2 separate regions of the Homo sapiens genome follow, and region 2 is linked to region 1. A link is a loop called in an ENCODE intact Hi-C map of the cell type or tissue named here. Cell type or tissue: PC-9. All regions are shown on one strand. Each heading gives the region's core, and the rest is flanking DNA. Links, peaks and the distances in the headings are about the cores only.

Region 1 (5,379 bases), core at 331-5,330:
TTCAACCCATTTCATCTTCATGATAACCCTATTACACAGCTGATGAGAGCAGCTTAAAGAATCTGTCCCAGGTCACACAGGTAGCACATGGTAGATCTGGGTTTCAAAAACCCAGGTAGGCAGCCTGATGCCAGAGACCAGACCACTATTCTAAAGCAGTAGCATTGCCCCACCTAGAATGGAATGAATAAGATTGATATTTTCTAGTGAGGCACTACCCAGTCCCCCCAGTCAGTCTGACCTACCCACCTGGACATGCAGCCCACCTTGCTTCAGTTGTAAGGATGGAGGGGGCCTGTGAAGTACACCATTTTAGCGTCCTTTGGGGAAAAATGTAGCTAAGGAAACTGACATGCAGGGGGGTTGAGGTTCTCCCTTAGGGCTCCGTAGGCAAGCTAGTAGAACAGTAGAACCCACTGACCTCAATCCACTAATCCCTTACTCTTGAATGATGAAAATTTGTGGTATCCCTGAAGGGCGAGACCCAGAGAAGTGACCAGGGCCCTGGGCACACAACTGCTCATATGCAATGACTCAAGGTCACCCAAGGGCACAGGGTATTGCATGACAAGGCCAATCACATCCAATGGGTCATGAACCTCCTTCTATGGTACAATGAGGCTCCAAACCAGGGGCTTCCTCCTGCCAGAGGCTCGGCATGAACCCTCACTCTGGTTAGGGAGAAGGGTGTTTATCTGTGAGACTGGAGGAGACCAAACACCCAGTCTGCCCTGGAGATAGCACGACTGACAGCAAAAAGAACTCTCTGCCAAGTCAGATTACAGCAATGACAACTGGACATTTCCCCCGAAAGGCCCATGGAGAATCACATTTTGTGGGTCTGTTGCAGGATGAGAGCCTTAGAGTGGGAAAAGGAAGAAATCACAGCCAGCCAGCAACTCCTAAAAGCTTTGCCTGTGAGGCTAGCGGAGACAAATCTGCCCACCTTGTTTGATGACATTGTTTAAGAATTCTCCTGCCTGTTTTCTTTTTCCAAACTGTTAACATTGCAGTTAATTACCTACAATTAATTACAATAACAAGAACTATCAAGGTTCCTACAACTGCAACCACATATGATCTTTATCTTGATAGAGTCAGACTCTCTCCTCCAAGCAACCTAGGAAAATTCCTTCCAAAGGAAGAACCTAGCCTCAGTTTAGCACCAGTTAACACCAGGCATTGGTCGCTGGATGCTAACATATATTAGCTACCTCATTTACTTCTCACAACCACATTAGATCATGGGGATTATTATCTCCCATCTTACCGATGAAGAAACTGAAAGTCAGAGAAGTAACTTGCTCAAGGATATAAATGAAGGAGATTGCACATTTTTCCATCAGGCCTATGTCCACTTGAACCAATGGGTGGAGTTACCACAGGAACTCTGGACAGGACTTGTGTGTAAATTACCCAACAGACCAACTGCATTCTAGTCAATCTGACTCTGAATTCCAGTCTTTGTCACTTCTTTTCTTTCTTCTACCTGGGGGTACAGTGTCTACAGCTTTGTTCCTTTAGTACTCAGACATGCTGACATACAGTGATGAAATTATTTATTTAATCATAAATTAACTACTGTGAAAAGCACTAATCAACCATGGTAAACCAGAGGCAATGTAATCTTGAGGAGAGGTTTAGATGCACTTTTATCAGAAGATCCAAGCTTTGAATCAAGTGAGAACCTTAGTAAGAGACAAGTGGTGGCCAAACCCCCCCCCTTAAACTCACAAGCTTGGGGAAAATAATAAACAAAGGTCAGTTAAGGAAGAACAATAGGGACCTCCAAACAGTAAGACAGAAATTAGCAACAAGAACTGGGCAGATTCTTAGTGGTGAGGAACGACTGTCTGTCTAAGGCAAAAATGATCTCAGCTTGTTTCAATTCATACCTTGGGAGAATTTACATGCATTTTGTATTTCTGGGTGGATGAACAGGAGCATAATTCCTAACAGATTATTCCCTTGCAAACATCTGCTAACTTAAATCTCAGAAAAACAGCTGATGTTGGAATCTAGAATGAAGTGTCTCGCAGATTTATTTCTTTTTCCAGTTTTTCCAGCTCATCCCAGCAGGCAGCTGGGCTTAAAAATGGTTTCCTTTCTCTGACAACAATATTGGCTAAAGAGTTTGACTATTGGGCTGTCAAGATACAGGCTGTGTGATCAGGATTAAGAAAACAAAAATGGATCCTAGAGGTAAAATTACTTTAAAAGCCAGGTCCTGGCAGAACAACTTCCTCGGTATATTTGCTATTAAAAGAAAAAGAGACAGAAAAAGCCAAAGAGGTCCAAAAAATTAAAAATCAGACCTGAAGTCACATTCTTGCAGCAATGAGGGAATTAATTCTTACTGTAACCAAAGGTCAGCAGGCAGCCAGTCCAGGTCTAAATGTAAACAAATTCTAAATGCACACTGCAAAGTCGTATTTAAAAGAGTGTTCAACAAAGAGCAAAGAAAATGGTAGACTTTTTCAGAGAAGAGAGGAAAACTGGAACGCACAGCTTCTGAATAGGGCAACAGAATTTGCCCTGAGGAACAGGTTTTCAGGGGGAAAGAAAAAAAAACTAGGGACACTTCACAGGTTTAGATCAAAATACAGGGAGGAAGAAAAGGAAAAATAAGAACTCTGAATCCAGTCTGCACTGGCCTCCTAGCCCCCGTTAAACGGGCTGAACAGATCTGCACCTTCGCGCTAAGTTTCAAAACAAAAGCCTTCACTCTACTTCTCTTTAGGTTGTTGTTGTTGTTTTAATCAGATCAAGTACGAGGACAAGCACAGGCTGGATTAATGATCAGAGAAACAAAAAGGATTAAATATCTGGCCTGGGAGAAGTTTATTGTGCAACTAGAATGTCAAAGTCATCTCTCTACTCTTCTGTCTCAAAAAAGCTTCTCCCTCTGGGGCAAACACTAGCGACAAGCCGTTCAGCTTGTATTTTTTCATTCAAATTCCGTGTTCAGATCCCTCAGGGGCCAGTGGTCTAAATGCCAAGAGAGAAAAATGGAGGGTTTCAACTCACCTCTTCAAGCGACTGTCTGGGGCTCTCCAAGCAGCAGCAGGCAGGCAGCTCTCATTCCTTGTGGGTGAACCGAGCAGCTCCTTGGGCCGCCGGAGTTGTGACCAGCCTCAACTTCGGTGAACAGGTGCCTGGAGGAAGGAGGACGGCATTGGTCGCTCCAGACCAGGAAATGGGTGACATCACGGAAGCCCCGACAGATAAAGCATTGCTGAGACCTTAGGGATTGAAAGAGTCAGGAGGCCCCGCCCACCTGTCATTTACCTGAATACCTGCAAGCAGGTAGGTGGCGTCTCTTTGTGGACAAATAAATCAGTTAGAGCAATTTGCCAGGTGGAATTTACTTTCTTTCCTGAGCACAGCACGTGTCCAGCCCCGTGTTCAGATCTGAAGTCAAATGCCTGGTTGTTTCCCAGGCCCTCCCCTTTCCCCATATCTGCCCACAAAGGAGTTAAAAGGGAAGTTTAAACACCAAAATGAGACAGTAATTTAGCAGACACAAAAAGGAAGAGTGTGAAGCCGAACTTCTTAGAAATATCTGAGGTGCCTTTTCGAACCGCATCCATTTGAACACCAAGTGTTTCTCTAATTCCAATAAAATGACAAATTTAAGTTGACATTTCCAATTCATCTTTTAAACAATTTGAAATAGGATACCTGTCAGCAGTTTCAAAGTGGTTTTCAAACACTTTTGCGCTACCCCCTCCCCCGCCCAGCATTTTTAATTCCATATTCAGGAATTTGCAAAACTTCAGTCATTCCTATCTCGGCTGGCTTGGCAGTTAGAGTCATACGGCAGTTACAGTGCACTGCAGGCCTGCAATTAGGAGCAATTTAAATGATTCAGATTGGAATGGTAGTACTGTCATTAGGCGATGTTGTCTGCTGATATAGCCAGGAAAGAGACGTCAGAGTTATTTCTGTCCCAAGCGTGGTGTGTGACCCTGGACAAGTCACTGGTTGCTTCACCTTTTCCAGCAGGAAAGGAGGCGTAAACTCATCCAGCACCAGAGCAGGCAGCTGGGAGGTATCCCAGGACTGTTAAACTCTCTGGCATCTTCCCAGGAGGGCTGTAAACATCTCCCATCATCCCATTGAAACGCTGCGTATTTTTACCACCTGCATCCAGCATCCCTGGAACTCATTACCTGAGGAAACTGTGGATTCCCCGTCCCGGAAGATGGCCTGCCTGCCCAGAGAGAATTTTTTTTCCCCTTCAGGAAAATAAATGTTGACATTCCTATTTTCCTCCTACTTTTGCCTCCCTCGTCTTCTTCTTTCCCTCCTCCTGATTTTGGGAATGCTTTTGTTCCACCGGTTTTAATATTGGACTACCTAGAGGTTTTGGGGTTTGGTTTGGGGGAGGGTGGAGGAAGAAGGAAAAATGGGAGAGGGAAGAAAAGGAAGTCCGGATTCCCACAGCCTGGGCCTCAGCTGGCTGCAGTCAGTCAATAGCTCGCAAAGCAAGGGGGAGGAGAAGGAAGAGAAATTGTAGTCGAGGGCGGGGTCTGGGGGCCGGCTCTGGTGCTCGACCTCAGGGGAGCTGGCTCCTGTCCCCGATCCGCCCCAGACAGGTCTAAGCTACCTCTTTGCACCTGGGAACTCTGTGCCTTTTGAGAGTTGAAGGCTTAAAACAACAACAACCACCACAACAAAACTATTCACCTTTTTATCCAATAGAAACTAAGGTAGGTGTGGCTATTCCTTTATTATTTAAAAGAAAAAAAGGGAGGTAACAAAACCTTTTACACTCAGGTGTTTCAGGAAAAGGTTTCACGCCACTAGTTTGATAATTGAGAAACATCACTCACACAAAGGCCCCCCTCTTCACGCGGACAGGGTGTCCCCTGGGCAAGGGGGAGGGGAGGGAGAGCCCGCCAACCTGATGAATCATCTAGAAGGCCACGCCTTCAGCGGTCTTGCCTTTGGCGAAGGGCAGGATCCAACTTGGGAGGGGATCACAGGCTTCGGTTCAAGGCCTTGGGTGGGCAGGGGAAGGGTGTAGGTGAAATGAATTCGCATAAAGCTTCACCGAACAGCCTGGAGATCGTGAGGTTTCACTTGCCATGTTCACATACACACAGTCATCTACATATGTGGTGTGATGAATTGTTGTAAAACAGAAAGAAAATAGAGAAATAAGAGTTAATCCAGGAGTGGAGCTAACTCCCAGGTATAGTGTATAAAGGAAGAGAAAAAACTACACAATTAGCCTTCTCAGGTGAGATCTTTCTTGGTACTCCTGGATTTCGAATAATATGCAGGGGTTAAAAAAAATAATATGGGCTTTTTTTTTGGGCCATTAGGGCTGTTACATTATCATGGAAATTATATTTCTAAACTACTAGAAAAAAA
Region 2 (5,379 bases), core at 87-5,086, 53 kb before region 1:
CAATCTAACAAAACAAATTGGCTCATTATGTTGTAATGAAGTTGAACATAAATTATTTTTTATGGCTAGATTTTATCATTCTATTTTGTTAGTGAATACTTTAAAACTCTGCATTAATGTCCTCAGAGGTAAATGTTACTATCAATTATAAAAATCATTGCAATTCATTGATACAGATGTGAATAAGATGTGGAAGGATGAGAGCCAGGGAAATGAGTTGAGTTTCTTGGCTCTATAGCCAGCGCCTTACATATGCCATGTACTTCCTAGTCTATTCCCTGCCTTTATGCCATCTCTCTTTCACTTCCTCATTCATAGTAATTCAATAGATGAATTACTTCTCATTCATCTGTTGGCACAGTTCATGAGCATGTCGGGCTGGGACTAACTGTATGTCTACATTTGATATGACCCCTGATAACTGTTGACAAAAGCACCATCACACCCATTTTACCGATGGGGAAGCTCAAATACCAAAGGATTGGACTTAGTCAAGGTCAGTACTTCCGAGAGGTATTCAGGGACCACACTGATAGAAGCCTTGTGGGTTAATTACTTGACCCTGCCCCCAAGTCCTCCTACCTGTTTTTAATAAGCATTTTACAGTACCCTGTAGCTGCTTTGCCATTGTTTTGTTCATTATTCCATGTAACAAGGTTGCCTGGTTTTCCTTACATAAGCAGGAAGAACTGGGTAGACACTAAAACCATTTCTACATAAACACAATGCTCTCCATCTGTGAATACACTTCCCATATTCTCAGGTCAGTCTCTTAGTGGAAATCCCATGGGAAATACCTAACAATTTCTTCCAGTGCCCAAAGCCACCTACCTCGCAGTGCGAATGAACAGATTCTCACTCCACATCTTCAAGAGGGGACTTTTACACAAACGCCACACACAGTCAAAGTCGTTCCCTAAGGAACTCTTACAAAAATGGTCCCAGTAAAATATCTAGAAATGTATCTAGGAATGGTGCCTAGATCACCAGCAACTCCTGACCTAAAAAAGTTTCCTCTTCCTCCCCAACCTTTGTCCTAGAACACACTGTGTTCTACAAAAGCACATTACAAAAAAATGATTTTGGCAGTCCTGATTTACCAGCTCTGGACCAGATCTCAGGGCCTCTGTGTCCCTGGTTTGGTGCTTCCATTTCCATATTGCTTCTTCATAAAAAGTTTTGCAAATACTGATGTGACACAGCTTCCTCAAATGAATGCTTTAAATGCCTCTAAAGAGACTTTGATTACACTAAGAAGCAGAAAATGTTCTTGACAAACCACTCCTTTGTTTTTCTATAATTAGTTGGGTTCTCTTCCTCTTCTCAATTCTACACCTAATGATGCATCTTGTGTTGTTATTTAAATAACACAAAAGACATGGTAGATTGCATTTATTACACTATGATACAAATATTTTAGTATAGATGTAGAATTTCTGCTCCAACCCCAGGATCTTTATTTTCTGTTTTTAGCAAAATCCAAATATCTCTGACTTGGTGTTAACAGTGATGATTTCTAATTACTTAGGAAAATCTACCTTTTTGTTTACTGCTTTTTTATAACGTGAGCCACTAGGCATGCCATTAGGTGAAAAGACTCACCTCTAGGTTTGTTTACTTTGCATTTTAGAGTGGTAGTGGGGACGGTATGAGTACTGATTTTCCTGTCAAAGTTAATTTGCCGTAAGACATATAATAAAAGTGCATGTATTAATAAATAAAAAAGGCAGCTAACTTGCACGAACATCTGACGCTTCTCATGGAGTCAAACACCAAACAAATTATAAAGGAAGTAAAAGCATTCCTGTAAATGCTTTCAAATGGTAAACAACACCCTTGAAGTCCTATGTGTGCAATAGCCTTGGGTCCACCCTTTCTTAATTGACAATGTTTTGTCTGAGGGTCAAGTTCTAGTCTTCCCTCTGTCTAATCTAGTTCATGGATGGAGAAGGGAGGAAGGCTGTGGGTTTCTTCTACCAACAGGTGGCCAGATGCAAGTTCCTTGGAAAACATTGATTAGCTTTATTCCTTTTATAGCAATACACAGTGAGTAGTTTCAAAGGATCAGAAAATGGACATTTTTTATGTTCCTTTAGTATTTTCTCACTCTTTCCATCTCTCCATTTACATTAGTGTGACTTTGCATCAAACACAGGGCTCTCCTGCCAGGCTTGTGAGACTCAGCACTGCCAGGAGCCCCACACAGGTGGATGGCCCCGGGCACCTTCTTTGTACCATTTCCCCATCTGTCATTAGGCTGTGCCCCGAGTTCCACAGGAGCCTACCCAAACCACACCCTGTAATACAGTCAAGGAAGAGAATGTCTTTGTCACTGACAACAAAGGAACAGCTTTCAGTGAGCAGCACTCCTTCCTCATGAAACACACTCTGGTCCAGCCAGTTTGCTTCCTTTCAGGAAACGGTGTGGGGAGGTCAGTGACCTGAGTGAGTTGCATCTGTACCTCTCTGAGGACAGAATATCCTAAGGCTGGGGGAGAGAGCCTTGGCTACTGTCAATAATTGCTTCTCTAATTATTCTGTCTCATTCTGAATACCAAAGATTAGGGAACATAAAGTATGTGATGAAATTTACATAGCAATTGGTTTCAACCAACCATTGGCTAGATATGTTTCATTAAAACAAAACAGAACAAAACAAAACAAAACAATCACAAACTCACTCCCAAGCACAGAATCCAGAGGAAAGGAAACACACATGGCTTGAAGGATGGGCATGTGGATTGCTCCTGTGGTTGGGACACCATGGCATCCAGGTTTTATCTGCACCCCTTTCCACTGGACTGCCTACAGAACAGTTGGGCAAGACCCTCTTCTTTCAGGCTAAGAGCCAGAATCAGCAGCCATAGAAAAATACCTTCTGGCAGCAGAGTCTTCTGCTACCTAGAACAGCTTTCCCTGTGAAGTTCTGCTGTATTTGGGGCTCCCACTAACTCCAAGGAAAATTAGTGGAGGAGGCAGGCATGAGGGGTGGCATGAGACTAGGACCCCTGCTTTTTTGAATGCATGAGGGTTCATCGTTGAAAAACCACTCCATTACTCTTCAGGTACAATTAATCTGAATAAGCCCTACAATAGGAAAAGTCAGAGTCAATCCACTTGCTCTGTTAGATTGCTTAAACCTAGTATCATGGCATGCATTTGGTTAAAAGCTCTTCCCCATGTAGCCTGAGTCTCACTTGATTCATCTATTATTCAAAAGCTGTGATTGAAAGAGCCTTCAAACTCACAGGTGTTCAGGTCACTGGGGATGCTGCACAAAGATTCGAAATGCAGCAGCCATTAGTGTCCAGTCTCATTATTTTCAAGCCAGGAAAGGCTAAACATTAACATGCTGGAACAAGAGCCCTTTTGGGGAGAAAAAAAATAAAAGGTAACTGAAGACCCTCAATAGCGACAACATGTTCTGTAACTTCTGGAAGTAATCACAGGGAACAAGCCAAATGGCCGATTAACAGTCATGCACAGACAGTCTTCCATGGCCAAGTCCAGGAGATCTGACGGGTTGAAGGGGATCCAGAAGGAAGACTAAATCAACTTGGTCCCCCTGAAAGTGAAGTCAGTTCCAAGGGCTGAATGTGTTTTAAAGGTTTTTGTTTTTTCCTTTAGGTTAAATTTCCTGGATAAAATCAGATCAGCCGTGTAATCACCCTGCTACAATAAAAGGAGCTCAGTGTGCTTTATGGCAACCACACCAGTCAAGGGCTCTCTCTGGCACCAAGGGAGCCATAAGGGCCCCCTGCCAAGTGGAGCTGAGGGATGCTCGAGGCCAGGGTCTGGACCTTCTCACTATAAAAAGAATAGTGAAGTATACAGATATTTACCTACTGAGTTATGTTTGGGCTGATAAAAATGCTCAGATGTCCTTTAGTTTCTCTTTATTGTATTAGTTTAATTTTTGAGACCTGTCTCACTCTGTCGCCCGCCTTGGAGTGCAGTGGTGCAATCTCTGCTCACTGCAGCCTCAACCTCCTGGGGCTCAAGCAATCCTCCCACCTCAGCCTTCCCAGTAGCTGGGACTACAGGCATGTGCCACCATGCCCAGCTAATTTTTTTAGTTTCTCCTTTAAATGACTGTTTGTGTAAGAATTGTAGGACTTTGAAAAGATTTGAGCTTTGAAATTTCTCTAGTATAATGTGAGCACATGATTCATATGAATATTCAGTTGCAGAAAATGTTTTTGTTCTAACTTGTTTAATGCCTGCTCTGATCTTAAAATGATCTCCTTAACATGTATGTATACACAAGTCTCTAAATACCAGGACTGCTGTTACCCAAAACCCACACTATCAAAGATATTGCTCGCTTCATATTTTCAAAGTCAGCTTTTGGAGGACAGGGACAATGGTTTCTTGTAATCTGCTGAGGGAGTCAACCCCAGTGAGGCTGTTCCTTCTCTGTAACCAGCTGCAATTAGGATTTCTACTGTCCTTGCATGGGGCATCCATGGCAAAGGTTGACTTGGCCATGTGGTTAGAACTGGAAATTCAGTATTTTCAGTATTTTCAGTTGCTCCAGTTGTTTTTGCTCGGGCTACTAATCAATACCAAATCTAGTGCTATCTGAATAAAATAAGATGGCATAGCAACTACCCCATTCTTGCTAACAACTCCAAATGACAACATGGTGGCTCACATCTGTAATCCCAGCACTTTGAGAGTCTGAGGCTGGCAGATTGCTTGAGCTCAGGAGTTTGAGACCAGTCTAGACAACATGGCAAAACCCTGTCTCTAAAAAAAAATACAAAAATTAGCCAGGCATGGGGGCGTGCACCTGTAGTCCCAGCCACTCGGGGGGCTTAGGAGAGAGGATGGCTTGAGCCCGAGTGGTTGAGGCTGCAGTAAGTCATGACTCCGCCACTGCACTCCAGCCTGAGTGAGAGTGAGACCCTGTCCCCGCCTCCCCAGAAAAGATAGTGAGGCTTTACTTGAGTGTGCTCCAACTCAACCTCAAGGTGCCATGCCACCTTGTAAGAAAGCTTGTTAAAAATAAGTGTTATTAGCCTGGCTGACATGGTGAAACCCCGTCTCTACTGAAAATACAAAAAATTAGCTGGGCATGGTGGTGGGTGCCTGTAATCCCAGCTACTCGGGAGGCTGAGACAGAAGAATTGCTTGAACCCAGGAGGGGGAGGTTGCAGCGAGCCGAGATTGCGCCACTGCACTCCAGCCTGGGCAACAAGCAAAGCTCTGTCTCAAAAAACAAAAAACAAAAAACAAAAAAACCCCCCTGTTATTATTATAAACAGAGCTACAGACTGTGTAGACATCGACACAGTGCTGATTTAAGTATCCTCACTTATTGGGGTCAAACATTTGTCTTTAGTAAAATAAGGGCACTGTATTTGATTCTAAAAATAA

Evidence for each region. Peaks named below come from ENCODE experiments on the same cell type or tissue, not always from the same donor. Only the 100,000 strongest peaks of a DNase experiment are listed, where the experiment ranks them.
Region 2: it touches region 1 in a loop (3-fold over the local background); 2 of 110 quality-filtered maps call a loop at or near these places.

The regions. Positions count from the first base shown.
Region 1 is chr4:53,588,361-53,593,739 of GRCh38, forward strand. It overlaps LNX1 (ligand of numb-protein X 1), which reads right to left and starts at 3,126. Exons shown (of 11, transcript NM_001126328.3): 1 at 3,028-3,126. It overlaps LNX1-AS2 (LNX1 antisense RNA 2), which reads left to right and starts at 4,596. Exons shown (of 2, transcript NR_046827.1): 1 at 4,596-4,712. RefSeq lists an enhancer at 4,306-5,218. In PC-9, for the core only: no CTCF peak of the experiment used is centred there; DNase peaks (open chromatin) are centred at 3,261 and 4,731; H3K4me3 peaks cover 3,566 bases; H3K27ac peaks cover 2,440 bases.
Region 2 is chr4:53,535,466-53,540,844 of GRCh38, forward strand. The region is part of intron 2 of LNX1 (ligand of numb-protein X 1); the gene reads right to left. Among named protein-coding and RNA genes, the nearest start is that of LNX1-AS1, 38 kb to the left of the region's middle. In PC-9, for the core only: no CTCF peak of the experiment used is centred there; a DNase peak (open chromatin) is centred at 2,336.